Linked DNA regions of Homo sapiens: region 2 is linked to region 1. Evidence: read pairs that join two places in POLR2A ChIA-PET (ENCODE). Cell type or tissue: MCF 10A. All regions are shown on one strand. Links, peaks and the distances in the headings refer to the core of each region. The heading gives the core; the rest is flanking DNA. Region 1 overlaps EIF4G3 (eukaryotic translation initiation factor 4 gamma 3). Region 2 overlaps EIF4G3 (eukaryotic translation initiation factor 4 gamma 3).

Region 1 (8,436 bases), core at 298-8,297:
TTGCCTTCTCTTCTCTACCTACAGAAGTCTTGCATCTTCTGCTTTAAGTGTCACTTTCTCAATGAAGTCACCTCTTCCTTTCGCATGCAATTAACACGTTCCTGTCTCTAATCAAAGGTTCTTAATCTGGAGCTTAGAAATGGCCTGATGAGGTGGGGCGCAGTGTCTCACACCTGTAATCCCAGCATATTGGAAGGTCAAGGTGGGCGGATCACTTGAGGTCAGGAGTTCGAGACCAGCCTGGCCAATATGGTGAAACCCCATCTTTACTAAAAATACAAAAATTAGCCAGGTGTGGTGATGTGCACCTGTAATCCCAGCTACTCAGGAGGCTGAGGCAGGAGAATCACTTGAACCAGGAGGCAGAGGTTGTAGTGAGCCAAGATCGAGCCACGGCACTCCAGCCTGGGCAACAGAGTGAGATTCCTTCTCAAAAAAAAAAAAAAAGAAAAAAAGAAATGGCCTGATGGACATCTGGGAAACTCTGAAATTATATGTAAACACTATGTATATGTAACTCTTGAAAGAGAGAGCATTACAACTATTTTCAGATTCTAAAAGTGATTCACAACCCAAAATAATAGGAATCACTTCTCTATCATATCACTTTATATTAGAATTATTTATTTTCTTATCTCCCTCAGTAGACTATGAGTCCTTTTAAGGTATCCTATCTATATCCACAGGAATAAATGGTATGTTGAACCGAAATATTTAAAAGATAGGTTTCACTCCCTAATTCCCCTAAATTACCTTAGGTTCACTGTAAAACACCTAAAATTTACTTCTAATATTATTAGCTTCATCCTCTAACTTTTAAATTTTCTTTCATATGGCTGGGCATGGTGGCTCACGCCTGTAATCCCAGCACTTTCGTAGGCCAAGGTGGGTGGATCACTTGAGCCCAGGAATTTGAAACCAGCCTGCTCAACCAAGTAAGAATCCTCAAAATAATTATTTTCCCTTCATTTATGAATTTGAATCATCTAATATAAAAAATTAAATGGGCTGGGCATAATGGCTCATGTCTATAATCCCAGCACTTTGGGAGGTGGAGGCAGGAGGACTGCTTGAGCTCGGGAGTCTGACCAACCTGAGCAACATCATAAAACCTTGCCTCTACCAAAAAAAATTTTTTTTTTTTTGAGACGGAGTCTCGCTCTGTCGCCCAGGCTGGAGTGCAGTGGCACGATCTCAGCTCACTGCAAGCTCCGCCTCCTGGGTTCACGCCATTCTCCTGCCTCAGCCTCCTGAGTAGCTGGGACTACAGGCGCCCGCCACCATGTCCGGCTAATTTTTTCTATTTTTAGTAGAGACGGGGTTTCACTGTGTTAGCCAGGATGGTCTCGATCTCCTGACCTCGTGATCCACCTGCCTCGGCCTCCCAAAGTGCTGGGATTACAGGCATGAGCCACCGTGCCCAGCCAAAAAAATTTTTTAATTAGCATGCACAGTAGCATGTGACTGTAGTCCCAGTTACTTGGGAGGCTGAGGCAGGAGGATAACTTGAGGCCAGGAGTTCAAGGCTGCAGTAATCCATAATCATGCCACTGCACTCCTGCCTGGGTGACAGAGTGAGACCCGATCTCTTAAAAATGAAAAAAAATTAAATTTCCTTCTGTTAAAAACAGTGTTCATGGCCAGGCACAGTGGCTCAGGCCTGTAATCCCAGCACTTTGAGGGGCTGAGGTGGTGGATCACTTGAGGTCAGGAGTTCGAGACCAACCAACATGGTGAAACTCTGTCTCTACTAAAAGAACAAAATTAGCAGGGCATGGTGGCACACGCCTATAATCCCAGCTACTTGGGAGGCTGAGGCAGTAGAATCACTTGAACTGGGAAGGCAGAGGTTGCAGTGAGCTGAGATCACACCGTTACATTCCAGCCTGGCAACAAGAGCAAAACTCCATCTCAAAATTTAAAAAAAAAGTGTTCACTCTTCTAAACTTTCAGCATTTTGAAAATATGTAATCAAGGAGAATAAAAAGTAAAACTTAAAAAATTTAAAGTTTAGAAAATGTAAAACTGATAAAATTTTTAAGAAAAAAAATCCAGAAAGAAAATAAAACTCAAGAGTCCAAAAAGAATACAAAGCTGCCTATAATCCCAGCACGTTGGGAGGCCAAGGCAGGTGGATCACCCGCAGTCAGGAGTTTGAGACCAGCCTGGCCACCACGGTGAAACCCCATCTGTACTAAAAATGCAAGAATTAGCCAGGTGTGGTGGCACGTGCCTGTAGTCCCAGCTACTCAGGAGGCTGAGGAGGGAGAATTGCTTGAACCCAGGAGGCGGAGGTTGCAATGAGCCAAGATCACACCACTGCACTCCAGCCTGGGTGACACAGTGAAACTCTGTCTCAAAATAATAAAAATAATAATAATAATAAGGCCAGAGGTGAATATTTACAGAAAGGAAAAATAAGACAGGTCTCTCTATCTTAACACAGTATTTGTTTCACTCCATTTCTTAGATTAAGATGATATGGAAAGGGCCTATCATTCTATTCAGAATTTTATTGAACTTTTTGCCAAAAATTTGTCATGTGTCAATCAAACAAACACTGCCTATAATTAATACCAAGGATTCACACACAAAAGCACACACACAATTTGACAACCTTCAGACACTCACCGTGCTGTAGACTGCTGAGACAGCGGGAGTGAAGATTCGATCCTCAAGAGGTTGTTGCACAGGTCCTCTAGGAATTCTAGAAGAGCGAGTTAAGGATAAGAGAATTCAAAAATGGATGCTTAATAGTTAGAGAAAATTGCAACCACAAAATTCCACCAACGACCTAAGCATTTTCACCCAATTAGTGAGTTATATACTTCTCCACTAAAACTAAAAACCAAATGTTTCAAATGTCCTAAAATGACTAAATCAATCTCTTCAAAAGCCTTCCCATGATAAACATTCCATGGAATCTCAAAACAAACACAACTATACAATAAGTGTCCAAACTTTAGACCCATGATGAGACTCTGCCACCTTTACTTTGTACTAAAAATAACTGGCTGGGCACAGTGGCTCAAGCCTATAATCCCAACACTTTTGGAGGTCAAACTGAGAGAATCACTTAAACCCCAAGAGTTCAAGACAAGCCTGGGCAACACAGCAAGACCTCATCTCTACTAAATTAGCCGAGTGTGGTTGCCAGCACCTGTAGTCTCCGGGAGGCTGAGGTGGTAGGATCACTTGAGCACAGGAGTTTAACAAGTTGCAATTAGCAAACCTCTCTACCAAAAAAAAAAAAAAGCCTAAATAAATCAGCATGAGACAGGAACTGCCAGAAATTTTCTACAGAATTTGAATTCAAAGAAATGACCCATGTAAAACTCTGTACACTACAACATACTTCCTTCCTAATTCTGCCTGCCATTGTGCTTATTACCAGTTCTCACCAAACTCTGTATCTCCAAGCATAAATCATTGGATGTTTCTTTCCCTCTGAGCTCAAGATACAGGCAAAACAGCTTTTCATAGTGCTACTTAAAATTCTAATTCAATAAATGAGCAGTGTAACATGCACATACAATAATCCAGAACATGCTGATTTTTCATAACCCATGATTGAAATACAGTAGTACATCCACTTGATATTTCTGTATTTCAAATTGCTGTGATTTATATCATTAGGAAGTACAAGCAAAACTATTAGTAAGATTACATAGATGGTATGCAATACTGAATTAAGACTCTAAGTAGAAATATAAATGTAAAAAATTTCGAATTCTCCTCTTTCTTTTTTCTAGTAGAATAATAACAAAAGACAAATTTCAGAAATAAATATAATTTGATGGTTAAAGACTCTGATTATTAAAGTACTCACTACATACATGCTACAACAAATGCCAACTAGGCAAATACACTTGCAAAGACTAAATTTCATCAGAGAAATCCAAGAATCCATGAGGATATTACATGACATGTATTACTGATATGAATGTTTCCTACTTATGCAGAAAAGAGAGGACCAATACATTTTAAAGAACAAATGTTTATGAAACTTCATGAAGGATGAACTCTCTTCAAAATAAACCTTCTTGATCAATGGTAATCATGTCTGGCACTGGGGTTGTTTACAGTCAGTACCTCCTTAAAAGGTGGATTTGCACAAAGTAGAAAAGAAGAAGTGAAAATAAACAGAAATTGTCTTTCAGTCTGCCAAAACACTAATGTTCCATTTATAATTCCCAGCTGAACGTTCCTAAACCTTGCCCCACTCCACTACAAGAAAAACTACTGCTCTAATGTTCAGCATAAGCAATATTCTTAAAGTGAAAGACTCAAGTTATCATTTCCTCATTGAAAGGAAGATCAAGGATACAAATGTCATCAAATAAATACTGATTTATAGGTAAAATAGGCAACTAATATCAGGAGATAAAAAAATAATGCAAAGGGTCTTTTTCTATATTATTTCTTATTTAGGCCAAGATGTCAATGTCAATTTATGCTTTCTCTACTTCTTATTTCTACATAGTTCTGAAATAAAAAAGGAAGTTAACTTCTATAATACATAAAGTAATGGCAGAATTTCTAAACTATACCCTATTTCACAAAGATACCGAACAGGATTTCTCAAAACATGTACTGTTTAAAATACAGTTACTTTGGAAACAGCTATAGTCTTCTTTTTTTAATTTTTTATTTTTTGAGACAGAGTCTCGCTCTGTCACCCAGGCTGGAGTTCAGTGGCATAATCTCAGCTCACTGCAACCTCTGCCTTCCAGGTTCAAGCAATTCTCGTGACTCAGCCTCCTGTGACTCAGCCTCCCAAGCAGCTGGGACTATAGACATGCGCTACCACAGCCGGCTAATTTTTTGTATTTTTAGTAGAGATGGGGCTTTGCAATGTTGCCCAGGCTGGTCTCGAACTCCTGAGCTCAGGCAATCCACCCACCTCGGCCTCCCAAAGTGCTAGGATTACAGGCATAAGCCACCGCACCTGACCATAGCTACAGTCTTTTAACATTACTTCTGAACCACACGAATATGTTTTTCAAAAATTAAAAAAATGCAATTTAAACAAGCCAGCTCCAGCCTAGACCACAAGAGACCCTGCCTCTATTAAAAAAAAATTTTTTTTCCACGATATTGATTCTTCCTATCTATGAGCATGGAATGTTCTTCCATTTGTTTGTGTCCTCTTTTATTTCGTTGAGCAGTAGTTTGTAGTTCTCCTTGAAGAGGTCCTTCATATCCCTTGTAAGTTGGATTCCTAGGTATTTTATTCCCTTTGAAGCAATAGTGAATGGGAGTTTACTCATGATTTGGCTCTCTGTTTGTCTGTCATTGGTATATAAGAATGCTTGTGATTTTTGCACATTGATTTTGTATCCTGAGACTTTGCTGAAGTTGCTTATTAGTTTAAGGAGATTTTGGGCTGAGACGATGGGGTTTTCTAAATATACAATCACGTCATCTGCAAACAGGGACAATTTGACTTCCTCTTTTCCTAATTGAATACCCTTTATTTCTTTCTCCTGCCTGATTGCCCTGGCCAACTTCCAACACTATGTTGAATAGGAGTGGTGAGAGAGGGGCATCCCTGTCTTGCGCCAGTTTTCAAAGGGAATGCTTCCAGTTTTTGCCCATTCAGTATGATATTGGCTGTGGGTTTGTCATAAATAGCTCTTATTATTTTGAGATACGTCCCATCAATACCTAATTTATTGAGAGTTTTTAGCATGAAGGGCTGTTGAATTTTGTCAAAGGCCTTTTCTGCATCTATTGAGATAATCATGTGTTTTTGTCTTTGGTTCTGTTTACATGCTGGATTACATTTATTGATTTGTGTATGTTGATCCAGCCTTGCATCCCAGTGACGAAGCCCACTTGGTCACTGTGGATAAGCTTTTTGATGTGCTGCTGGATTCGGTTTGCCAGTATTTTATTGAGGATCAATATTCATCAGGGATATTGGTCTAAAATTCTCTTTTTTTGTTGTTGTCAGGCTTTGGTATCAGGATGATGCTGGCCTCATAAAATCAATATCATGAAAATGGCCATACTGCCCAAGGTAATTTATAGATTCATTGCCATCCCCATCAGGCTACCAATAACTTTCTTCACAGAATTGGAAAAAACTACTTTAAAGTTCATCTGGAACCAAAAAAGGGCCCGCACTGCCAATACAATCCTAAGCCAGAAGAACAAAGCTGGAGGCATCACACTACCTGACTTCAAACTATACTACAAGGCTATAGTAACCAAAACAGCATGGTACTGGTACCAAAACAGAGATATAGACCAACAGAACAGAACAGAGCCCTCAGAAATAATACCACACATCTACAACCATCTGATCTTTGACAAACCTGACAAAAACAAGAAATGGGGAAAAGATTCCCTATTTAATAAACGGTGCTGGGAAAACTGGCTAGCCATATGTAGAAAGCTGAAACTGGATCCCTTCCTTACACCTTACACAAAAATTAATTCAAGATGGATTAAAGACTTAAATGTTAGATCTAAAACCATAAAAACCCTAGAAGAAAACCTAGGCAATACCATTCAGGACACAGGCATGGGCAAGGACTTCACGTCTAAAACACCAAAAGCAATGGCAACAAAAGACAAAATTGACAAATGGGATCTAATTAAACTAAAGAGCTTCTGTACAGCAAAAGAAACTACCATCAGAGTGAACAGGCAACCTACAGAATGGAAGAAAAATTTTGCAATCTACTCATCTGACAAAGGGCTAATATCCAGAATCTACAAAGAACTCAAACAAATTTACAAGAAAAAAACAAACAACCCCATCACAAAGTGGGCAAAGGATATGAACAGACACTTCTCAAAAGAAGACATTTTTGCAGCCAACAGACACATGAAAAAATGCTCATCATCACTGGCCATCAGAGAAATGCAAATCAAAACCACAATGAGATATTATCTCACACCAGTTAGAATGGCGATCATTAAAAAGTCAGGAAATAACAGGTGCTGGAGAGGATGTGGAGAAATAGGAACACTTTTACACTGTTGGTGGGACGGTAAACTAGTTCAAACATTGTGGAAGACAGTGTGGTGATTCCTCAAGGATCTAGAACTACAAATACCATTTGACCCAGGCATCCCATTACTGGGTATATACCCAAAGGATTATAAATCATGCTGCTATAAAGACACATGCACATGTATGTTTACTGTGGCACAATTCACAACAGGAAAGACTTCAAACCAATCCAAATGTCCATCAATGACAGACTGGATTAAGAAAATGTGGCACATAATATACACCATGGAATACTATGCAGCCATAAAAAAGGATGAGTTCATGTCCTTTGTAGGGACATGGATGAAGCTGGAAACCATCATTCTCAGCAAACTATCACAAGGACAAAAAACCAAACACCACATGTTCTCACTCATAGGTGGGAATTGAACAGTGAGAACACTTGGACACAGGAAGGGGAACATCACACACCAGGGCCTGTCATGGGGTGGGGGAAGGAGGGAGGGATAGCATTAGGAGACATACCTAATGTAAATGACGAGTTAATGGGTGCAGCACACCAACATGGCGCATGTACACATGTAACAAACCTGCACGTTGTGCACATGTACCCTAAAACTTAAAGTATAATAAAAAAAATTTTTTTTTTTTTTTAAAAAAAGCCAGGATTTCCTTAGGAACACTTTTACACTGTTGGTGGGACTGTAAACTAGTTCAACCATTGTGGAAGACAGTGTGGCGATTCCTCAAGGATCTAGAACTAGAAATACCATTTGACCCAGCCACTCCATTACTGGGCATATACCCAAAGGATTATAAATCATGCTGCTATAAAGACACATGCACACATACGTTTATTGCGGCACAATTCACAACAGCAAAGACTTGGAACCAACCCAAATGCCCATCAATGATAGACTGGATTAAGAATATGTGGCACATAATATACACCATGGAATACTATGCAGCCATAAAAAAGGATGAGTTCATGTCCTTTGTAGGGACATGGATGAAGACGGAAACCATCATTCTCAGGAAACTATCGCAAAGACAGAAAACCAAACACCACATGTTCTCACTCATAGGTGGGAACTGAACAATGAGAACACTTCGACACAGGAAAGGGAACATCACACACCGGGGCCTGTCGTGAGGTGGGGGGAGGGGGGAGGGACAGCATTAGGAGATATACCTAATGTAAACGACGAGTTAATGGGTGCAGCACACCAACATGGCACATGTATACATATGTAACAAACCTGCACGTTGTGCACATGTACCCTAGAACTTAAAGTATAATAATAATAATAATAATAATAATAATAATAATAATAAAAGCCAGGATTTCTTTTTGTAAATAGCCCCTACAAAAGAAAAAATAACCTATTTTAAAAAAGAGCCTGGCACAGTGGTGCATACCTGTAGTTCCAGCCACTAAGAAAGCTGTGATGACAGGATCCCTCGAGCCCAAA
Region 2 (8,237 bases), core at 108-8,107, 61 kb after region 1:
GCAGTGAGCCAAGATCGTGCCACTGCACTCCAGCCTGGAGACAGAGCAAGACTCCATCTCAATAAATAAATAAATAAATCTATATAATTTGTATTATTTATAAAACACATGCACTGTTTTGCTAAGTTTGTTTGTTTTTTGTTTGTTTTTTTTCTTCTGAGACAGAGTCTCACACTGTCGCCTGGGCTGGAGTGCAATCGCGTGATCTCGGCTCACTGCAACCTCCACCTCCCGGGTTCAAGCGATTCTCCTGCCTCAGCCTCCTAAGTAGCTGGGATTACAGGTTCCTGCCACCACGCCTGGCTAATTTTTAGTAGAGACAGGGTCTCCCTATGTTGGCCAGGCTGGTCTCGAACTCCTGACCTCGTGATCTGCCCACCTCAGCCTCCCAAAGTGCTGGGATTACAGGTGTGAGCCACCGCACCCAACCTTTGCTAAGTTTTGAACCTAAACCAAAATCTCAAAAAATACATGAGCCTAGGACATGAACAAATAATTTTCAAAACAGGAAATAAACCTAGTAAACAAGGGAGAAAAAAATAAGCCTTACAAGTAATAAAAGAAATACAAACTAAAATCGTCTATCATTTTCACCTATCAAATCAACAAAAATTGAAAGACTGCAATATTTAATGCTGATAAAAGTAGAGTAGACCCTGAAAATATGTACATGTATTATATATCAATAAAAACAATTTAAAAATGTAGCAGGCACTAGGGTACACTGCAGGTAAAGTGAAAATTCATATCTGGTAATATACATCAATTTTCCTAGTGTTCACACCTGTTGACTCAGTAATTTTTACTTTTATTAAGGAAATATCTGAAATATTGAAAAGCATTATGCACAAAGATGGTTTCCAGCATGGCTTTTTTTCTTTTCAAGAGAAGAGTCTTGCTCTGTCACCCAAGCTGGAATGTGCAATAGCACAATCATAATTCACTGCAGCCTCAAACTCCTGAGCTCAAGCAATCCTCCCATCTCAATATCCCAAGTAGCTAGGGCTACAGGCACACTCCATTATGCCTCACCAATTTTTTTTCTAATTTCACAGAGACAAGGTCTTGCTATGTTGCCCAGGTTGGTCTTGAACTCCCGGGTCTAAACAATCTGCCTACCTTGGCCTCCCAAAGTGCTGGTTATTACACGCATGAGCCACCCTGCCTGGTCTCAGCATTCTTCTCAATAGCAAAACTGTTAACTTAAAAATCGAGTAAACAGCCGGGCGCGGTGGCTCACACCTGTCATCCCAGCACTTTGGGAGGCCAAGGTAGGCGGATCACGAGGTCAGGAGATCGAGACCATCCTGACTAACACGGTGAAACCCCATCTCTACTAAAAATGCAAAAAATCAGCTGGCTGTGGTGGCAGGTGCCTGTAGTCCCAGCTACTCGAGAGGCTAAGGCAGGAGAATGGTGTGAACCCAGGAGGCGGAGCTTGCAGTGAGCCGAGATCGCGCCACTGCACTCCAGCCTGGGCGACAGAGTGAGACTCTGTCTCATTTAAAAAAAAAAAAAAAAAAAAAGTGCATGTCTGTAATCCCTGCAACTCGAGAGGCTGAGGTGGGAGGATAGCCAGGAGTTCAAAGCCAGCCTAGGAAACACAGCAAGATCCTCATGTCAAAAAAAGAAAAAAAAAATCCAACAATAAGGAATGTGTTTTCAGTAAATTGTGGCACAGTCATATATCTAATACTATAAAGCCATTAAAGATGCCTTCAGAATGTTTTTTGAAATGTGACTATACTGGCCAGGTAGGGTGGCTCATGCCTGTAATCCCAGCAACTGGGTAAGCTGAGGCAGGAGGATAGCTTGAGCCCAGGAGTTGGAGGTTACAGTGAGCTATGATCATGCCATTGTACTCCAGCCTGAGCAACAGAGACTCTATCTCTAAAAAAAAAAAAGAAAGAAAGAAATGTTAATATATCAATATGTTAAAATAGGAAAAATAATACAAAGTTACATTTACAGTATGATTTGCAGCTATGCAAATGTGTATGTATATATATAAACACATATATGCCAACCTATGTGTACATAAATATGTACAAAAATATGTATACATATATAAACAAAAAATTCCTTCAAGGAAATTTATCGAAATACATCAATGAGTTAGAGTTATGAGTAAACTGTTATTCTTTTTTTTTCCCTGTATTTTCCATAATGATCACATATGGCTTTTCTAGAGAAGGGGGGCTTTTCTGTTTCTCAAGCAAAAAAGCCTTTTCTCTTCATCACACTGAAAGAGAAATGAATGAAGTACTGTGTTACTGCCTATCCAGATATACGGTATTTTACTGGTTGCTAAGCAGCAGATCCTGGTGTTTTTACATCATGCCTATCTCTAGTCACAGGCAGAAAGGACAGGAACTCAGGCACAAACTCACCCCATCCAAATGGCAGTGTATTTCCTCTTGGGAGTGGTCCAAAGAGCACACACAGCAACTTTAATTCTCTACTCAAACCACTCCCCATCTCTCACCTTAACATACCAAGCAGATTTTTTATATGGAACAGTATTCCTCACACAAGCTGCACGAAAGGGAAGACCTTTTTAATCCTCTACTATATGCCACCCACTCCATCTCTGAGAGATAATTCGCATTTAAGTATGTTCACCCACCAAGCTAGAAATCACCATCATTCTGGACATGTATCTGTCATCAACTGACACAGACAGGTAAGCCTTGCTGCTTTCTGAAAATAGCCAATCCTGCTCAGTGAATGACAGCATCAGCTAAGATTTCTTCTACTGCAGAGAATGGGTGGGTCCCCCCACTAATGCTGTAAATTCCAATACTCAGTGTCATTCCCTCCAAACAGCAGAATCTACAGTATGGAAATTCTTCCACAAGAAAAGCCCAATTCTTGTGGCCACAACCATTAAGAGAATCCTGAGCCAGGACATTCTCCCCAAGCTTCCCCTCCTGCTTCTTCACAGGAACCACAGCAGCCAAGTCCTATACTATGCCCGCCCCTGCTGCAGCAGCAGCCATTTTTGGCTCAGCCCTGCTGCAGTCCCAGATGAAAGCCAGGACGGCAAGGACAAGATGGCAAAGGACTTTTAAAATGGAAACTCTTAACAAAAATAACAATGAAGCAAGCATCATAAAAAATGTTGCAATAATATGCCATGTCATTTAAAATAAGGCTTTAAAAAAAGATGCCTATATTCAAGTACTTTAAACCATTTTTCATGGCGTCATGAAAAATTTGAGGGAACCTAATTCATCACAATGTGAGATCAGCACTATACTGACACTATGGGGAAAACAATGCTTAATGAGTTTAGTTTTCTACTCAACTAACAGTTAACAACAACTCCCTTGATTCCTGTGGAAAATCTAAACGCATTTCAAATTCCTCTTCACTCTCTTAAAATAATGTAATTTAATCTTTGCTGAATGAAGAGCTCACAGAGAATCAAATTTTAACTTGATTTCACTTTCCAAAATAGAAGTAGCTTTACTTTGCTAATTATAAAAATAACTGGCCGGGTGCGGTGGCTCAGGCCTGTAATCCCAGCACTTTGGGAGGCCGAGGCGGGTGGACCACCTGAGGTCGGGAGTTCGAGATCAGCCTGGCTAACATGGTGAAACCCCGTTTCTACTAAAAATACAAAATTAGCTGGGCATGGTGGCACATGCCTGTAATCCCAGCTACTCGGGAGGCTGAGGCAGAAGAATCGCTTAAACTCAGGAGGCAGAGGTTGCAGTGAGTCAGAATCATACCACTGCACTCCAGGCTGGGCAACAGAGTGAGACTCCGTCTCTAAATAAACAAATAAATAAAGTGATTAAACAAAATATCACTTACTACAGAAAAAAATCAAATGACCTAATCTCACCAGCAACCAGTAACCACATGAACACTGTTGCATAACCAAGCACCAAGCACTTTTTCCTAATGTATTTTTTAAATAAAATTTGAATATACATGCTACTTTTAACTGACTTCCACGGAGAAAATGTGCACTTTTTTATATCAGTAAATGTTTCCGCAACATTTTTAATGGTTATATAGTATTTCTTTCTTTTTTTTTTTTTTTTTTTTGAGATGGAGTCTCGCTTTGTCACCCAGGCTGGAGTGCAGTGGCACGATCTCGGCTCACTGCAAGCTCTGCCTCCCGGGTTCACGCCATTCTCCTGCCTCAGCCTCCCAAGTAGCTGGGGTTACAGGCGCCCGCCACCACACCTGGCTAATTTTTTGTATTTTTAGTACAGATAGGGTTTCACCGTGTTAGCCAGGATGGTCTTGATCTCCTGACCTCGTGATCCGCCCGCCTTGGCCTCACAAAGTGCTGGGATTACAGGCGTGAGCCACCATGCCCAGCTTTAATGGTTATATAGTATTTCAATACCTATATAGTCTGTAATTTGCCCAATGTCCTATCACTAGGCCTTCAGCATGTTTCAAAAGGTTTACTCATGTCATGAAAGATGACATGAGAACAATCAGAATCTTACTTGAATACCAACTTTCAAAGTATAATTCTATAAAAGCAAATTGTATTAAATAAAAAAAAAAACAGGGCTAATTTCAAGGTATTCCTTGAATATATGTTAAAAAAATCTCTTAGAATACTAACAAAATTTAATACAACAACAGTCCAGTTTCTGTTACATTACCTAGGGCCACAAGAAACTCCTAGGTCAAACTGTCTCACCCACTCCACTTGGAAAAAGAGATTCATCCTAATCCCTGTCTCACTCTAGATACTAGTTTAGTATAAAAGACAAGTTCAAACAAAAGAAGACAGTAACTAAGCCTAGGGAAAAAGTGAAACCAATTCCATGAGGTAAGACTGATCCAGGACTCTAATCAGACAATTCTGAGGTCTAGCTTCAGACTGGAGAATGGAGGGATTAAAAGGCTCAGAAGAAGTTCTAAAGACTCCCGGATCTATAACTGACAGGGAACCAAGCACCTAGAAAAAGCAGGCAAGCTCAGAAGTACACTATACATTCCATCACAGAAATTCCTTTGGGCCAGGCACAGTGGCTCACGCCTATAATCCCAAGACTTTGGGAGGCAAAGGCAGGTGGATTGCTTGAGCCTGGAAGGTCAGTGCTGCAGTGAGCCAAGATGATGCCACTGTACTCTGGCCTGGGCAACAGAGCGAGACCCTGTCTCTACAAAAAAAAAAAAAGCAAATAAAATTTTTAAAAAAATCTTTGGGTTCACAAATTTGAAAAGGCCAACTACTTTTTGTTACGTACTCCTTAGATGGAATCAAACTTGCTAACACTAAAAAAAAAAAACCAGAAAAATAAAACGCCCCCTTACAGGGCCTTCAACATGAAGCTTCTTTATAAAAGTAAAATCCATTTCCCTTCAACTCCCAGACTGTTTCCTAATGCAACTTCAATTACCTTTCCAGTCATTACAAGTCACAGTGAGCTGGTATCTACTACCATGACCCAGAGAGCTTCCCAAAATACTTTCCCTATGAGGTCATTGCGGTATTAGCTATTAATAACATTATTTTATGCCATATAATAAAATATATCAACATTTGGAAAATTTACATAACTTAATGAACAATTATCTTCAAATAACTGATGCATAATGGTATAATCTTCCAAATAACCAATGCATGATATTACAAAATCACACACAGGTAAAAGATCCATTCAAGCCAAGCACGATGTACACACTCTGTCATCCTAGCAACTCAAGATGCTGAGGCAGGAGGATGGCTTGAGGCCAGGAGTTCGAGGCTACAGTGAGCTGTGACTGTATCTGTGAATAGCCACTGCACTCCAGCCTGGGAAACAAAGGAATATGCTGTTTCCAAAATAATTTTTAAATAATCACAAAATGATTCCTAAATGCTCCAAAGTTCCCTCCTTTCTCAAATCTATTTTCTAATTAGATTAAGAAACTTTCAGGGACAATGGCCACTCTTCATTTTTACTTCTTCCCACAGTTCTCCTGAAGTGTATAGCAGACACTGATGTGTGCTGCCCCTAGTAGCTTTCGGCCACTTTCAGGATGTGTTATTTTTGAAGGGAAGCTAAAAAGTACTACATCTCAAAGACTACATCTCAAAGACTCTTAGACAGACAAAAGTCTTCACTCATCTAGAAGATTCTAACGGCATTCTGAATAGCACTATCATTCTTTTAACTATCTACTATGACAGCTACCACAGTAACATTTATTTTTAATAGCTGAGACCATTTGAGAAGGAGGTGAGTTAAAAGATTTCCATAATCCATTCTAACCCTCGCATTCTAAGATTCTGGTTCTCTTTATTCTCAAGTCCCAGCATTCAATAATGCTGGATACTATGGTTGTTTAGGGGCTTGAAGATGAGTCAGCAGGTACAGCAATTTGTGAGATGCAGCTTTTTTTTGTTTGTTTGTTTGTTTGAGACGGAGTCTCGCTCTTGTAGCCCAGGCTGCAGTGCAATGAATTGCACAATTTTGGCTCAGGGGAACCTCCGCCTCCCAGGTTCAAGTGATTCCCCTGCCACAGCCTCCTGAGTAGCTGGGATTATAGGTATGTGCCACCACACCCGACTAATTTTTCTATTTTTAGTAGAGACTGGATTTCACCATGTTGGCCAGGCTGGTCTCGAACTCCTGACTTCAGGTGATCCTCCCTCCTTGGCCTCCCAAAGTGCTGGGATTATAGGCGTGAGCCACCGAGACCGGCCAAGAAGCATTTCATTATACTTCAAACAACAGTGAAGCCAGCAAAAGATAGCTGCTGTGGTTTACATTGCTGAACATGCTGTTGGGTTTCACAGGCCAGTAAAAACTACCTATTGTCAGCAAGCCTCATTTTTCTTAGTTAAAGGTTAAGAAGCACCAGACTTAGCCAGCAGCTCCTAAAGCAGAGTGAACAATCTCTTTTCTCAAAGCAGAATTAGTATAAGTGCTTATCCACCAAAATCAGGGTTATTAGTTTAATGGAATTTGCTCATTTCTAAAGATGTCCTACTGGAAATAAGATAACGGAACATTCAAAAACCATTCTTCCCTAGGAATGTGCCTCTGGTTGCAATAAACAAACTCTCTATATAGATCACTAATGTTATACATGCTCAGACACAGGAAAAACTGCTTTCAATAACAACAAGAAAAGTAAGTCAAGGGCGTATTTTTTTTAATCACAAAATGCTATTAACTAAAGTACAGAGAAAGGAATAGAAAATATGCAGATACAGTATCAATCACTAACCTTTTTTGTGAGAGCCAGAAAGGCAAAACAACCTGCAACATTCTACGAAATTATCTATTTTTCTGGTTTTGAGTATTTTCAACTTAGTTTTCCTTCTGAGTCAAAAGTAGTTGAACTTTAAGAATCCTTCTGTCATAAGTAGCCTCCGCTCCAAATATATTTTTCAAAGTTTTGGTTTCCAGTGAAAGACTAAACTGAAAAACACTTCCTAACTGCTTTCTGGTTGCATATCCAACGGTTCATCTGAGCATTATACCCTGAACACAAATAGAAGTTCCTTTTTCATTCAAAGGCAGCCAATTTAACCTAACATTTCAAATTCTAGCTGAACTATTAATAAGGAGATGCAGATATATGCTATGTATCTATGCATCTATGTATCTCTCCATCTATATATCTCTTTAGCAGTATGATAAAAGATGTCCTACATTTTGATGAGCAGGTATTTTCACTATTGTCTCATTATTTGAGTATTGAAACAATATGCCTCAATTTTACTCACTTATAAACTATCTACTACAAACCTGTGACTAACCATAAACAAAGGCTGAAACTGAAACCAGAAATATATTTTTTAAATATATAGGCCAGCGGGGCACAGTGGCTCACGCCTGTAATCCCAGAACTTTGGGATGCTGAGGCGGGTGGATTACTTGAGGTCAGGAGTTCAAGACCAGCCTGGCCAACATAGAGAAACCCCATCTCCACTAAAAATACAAAACCTACCTAGGCATGGTGGCAGGTGCCTGTAATCTCAGCTACTTGGGAGGCTGAGGCAGGAGAATCGCTTGAACCCAGGAGGCGGAGGTTGCAGTGAGCCAAGATCGTGCCACTGCACTCCAGCCTGGGAGACAGTGCGAGACTCTGTCTCAAAAAAAAAAAAAAAAAAAAAAAAGAAAGAAAGAAATTATACATCAATCCACAATAATGAGGCAAAGACAAGCTAACTGAAACAGTTCCTTTTCTTCTGCTTAAAATTTATCAACTAAGGATAGTAATGGAGTTTATCATGCTCTGTTCAATTCCTGATTAGCATATTAAAATCT

Evidence for each region. Peaks named below come from ENCODE experiments on the same cell type or tissue, not always from the same donor. Only the 100,000 strongest peaks of a DNase experiment are listed, where the experiment ranks them.
Region 2: POLR2A ChIA-PET joins it to region 1 with 5 read pairs; 7 of 35 experiments call an interaction of 5 or more read pairs at or near these places.

Annotation. Positions count from the first base shown.
Region 1 is chr1:21,086,507-21,094,942 of GRCh38, forward strand. EIF4G3 (eukaryotic translation initiation factor 4 gamma 3) reads right to left here. Exons shown (of 37, transcript NM_001391906.1): 3 at 2,632-2,707. Among named protein-coding and RNA genes, the nearest start is that of EIF4G3, 86 kb to the right of the region's middle. In MCF 10A, for the core only: no CTCF peak of the experiment used is centred there; a DNase peak (open chromatin) is centred at 4,775.
Region 2 is chr1:21,147,201-21,155,437 of GRCh38, forward strand. The region is part of intron 2 of EIF4G3 (eukaryotic translation initiation factor 4 gamma 3); the gene reads right to left. Among named protein-coding and RNA genes, the nearest start is that of EIF4G3, 26 kb to the right of the region's middle. In MCF 10A, for the core only: no CTCF peak of the experiment used is centred there; DNase peaks (open chromatin) are centred at 2,991 and 3,761.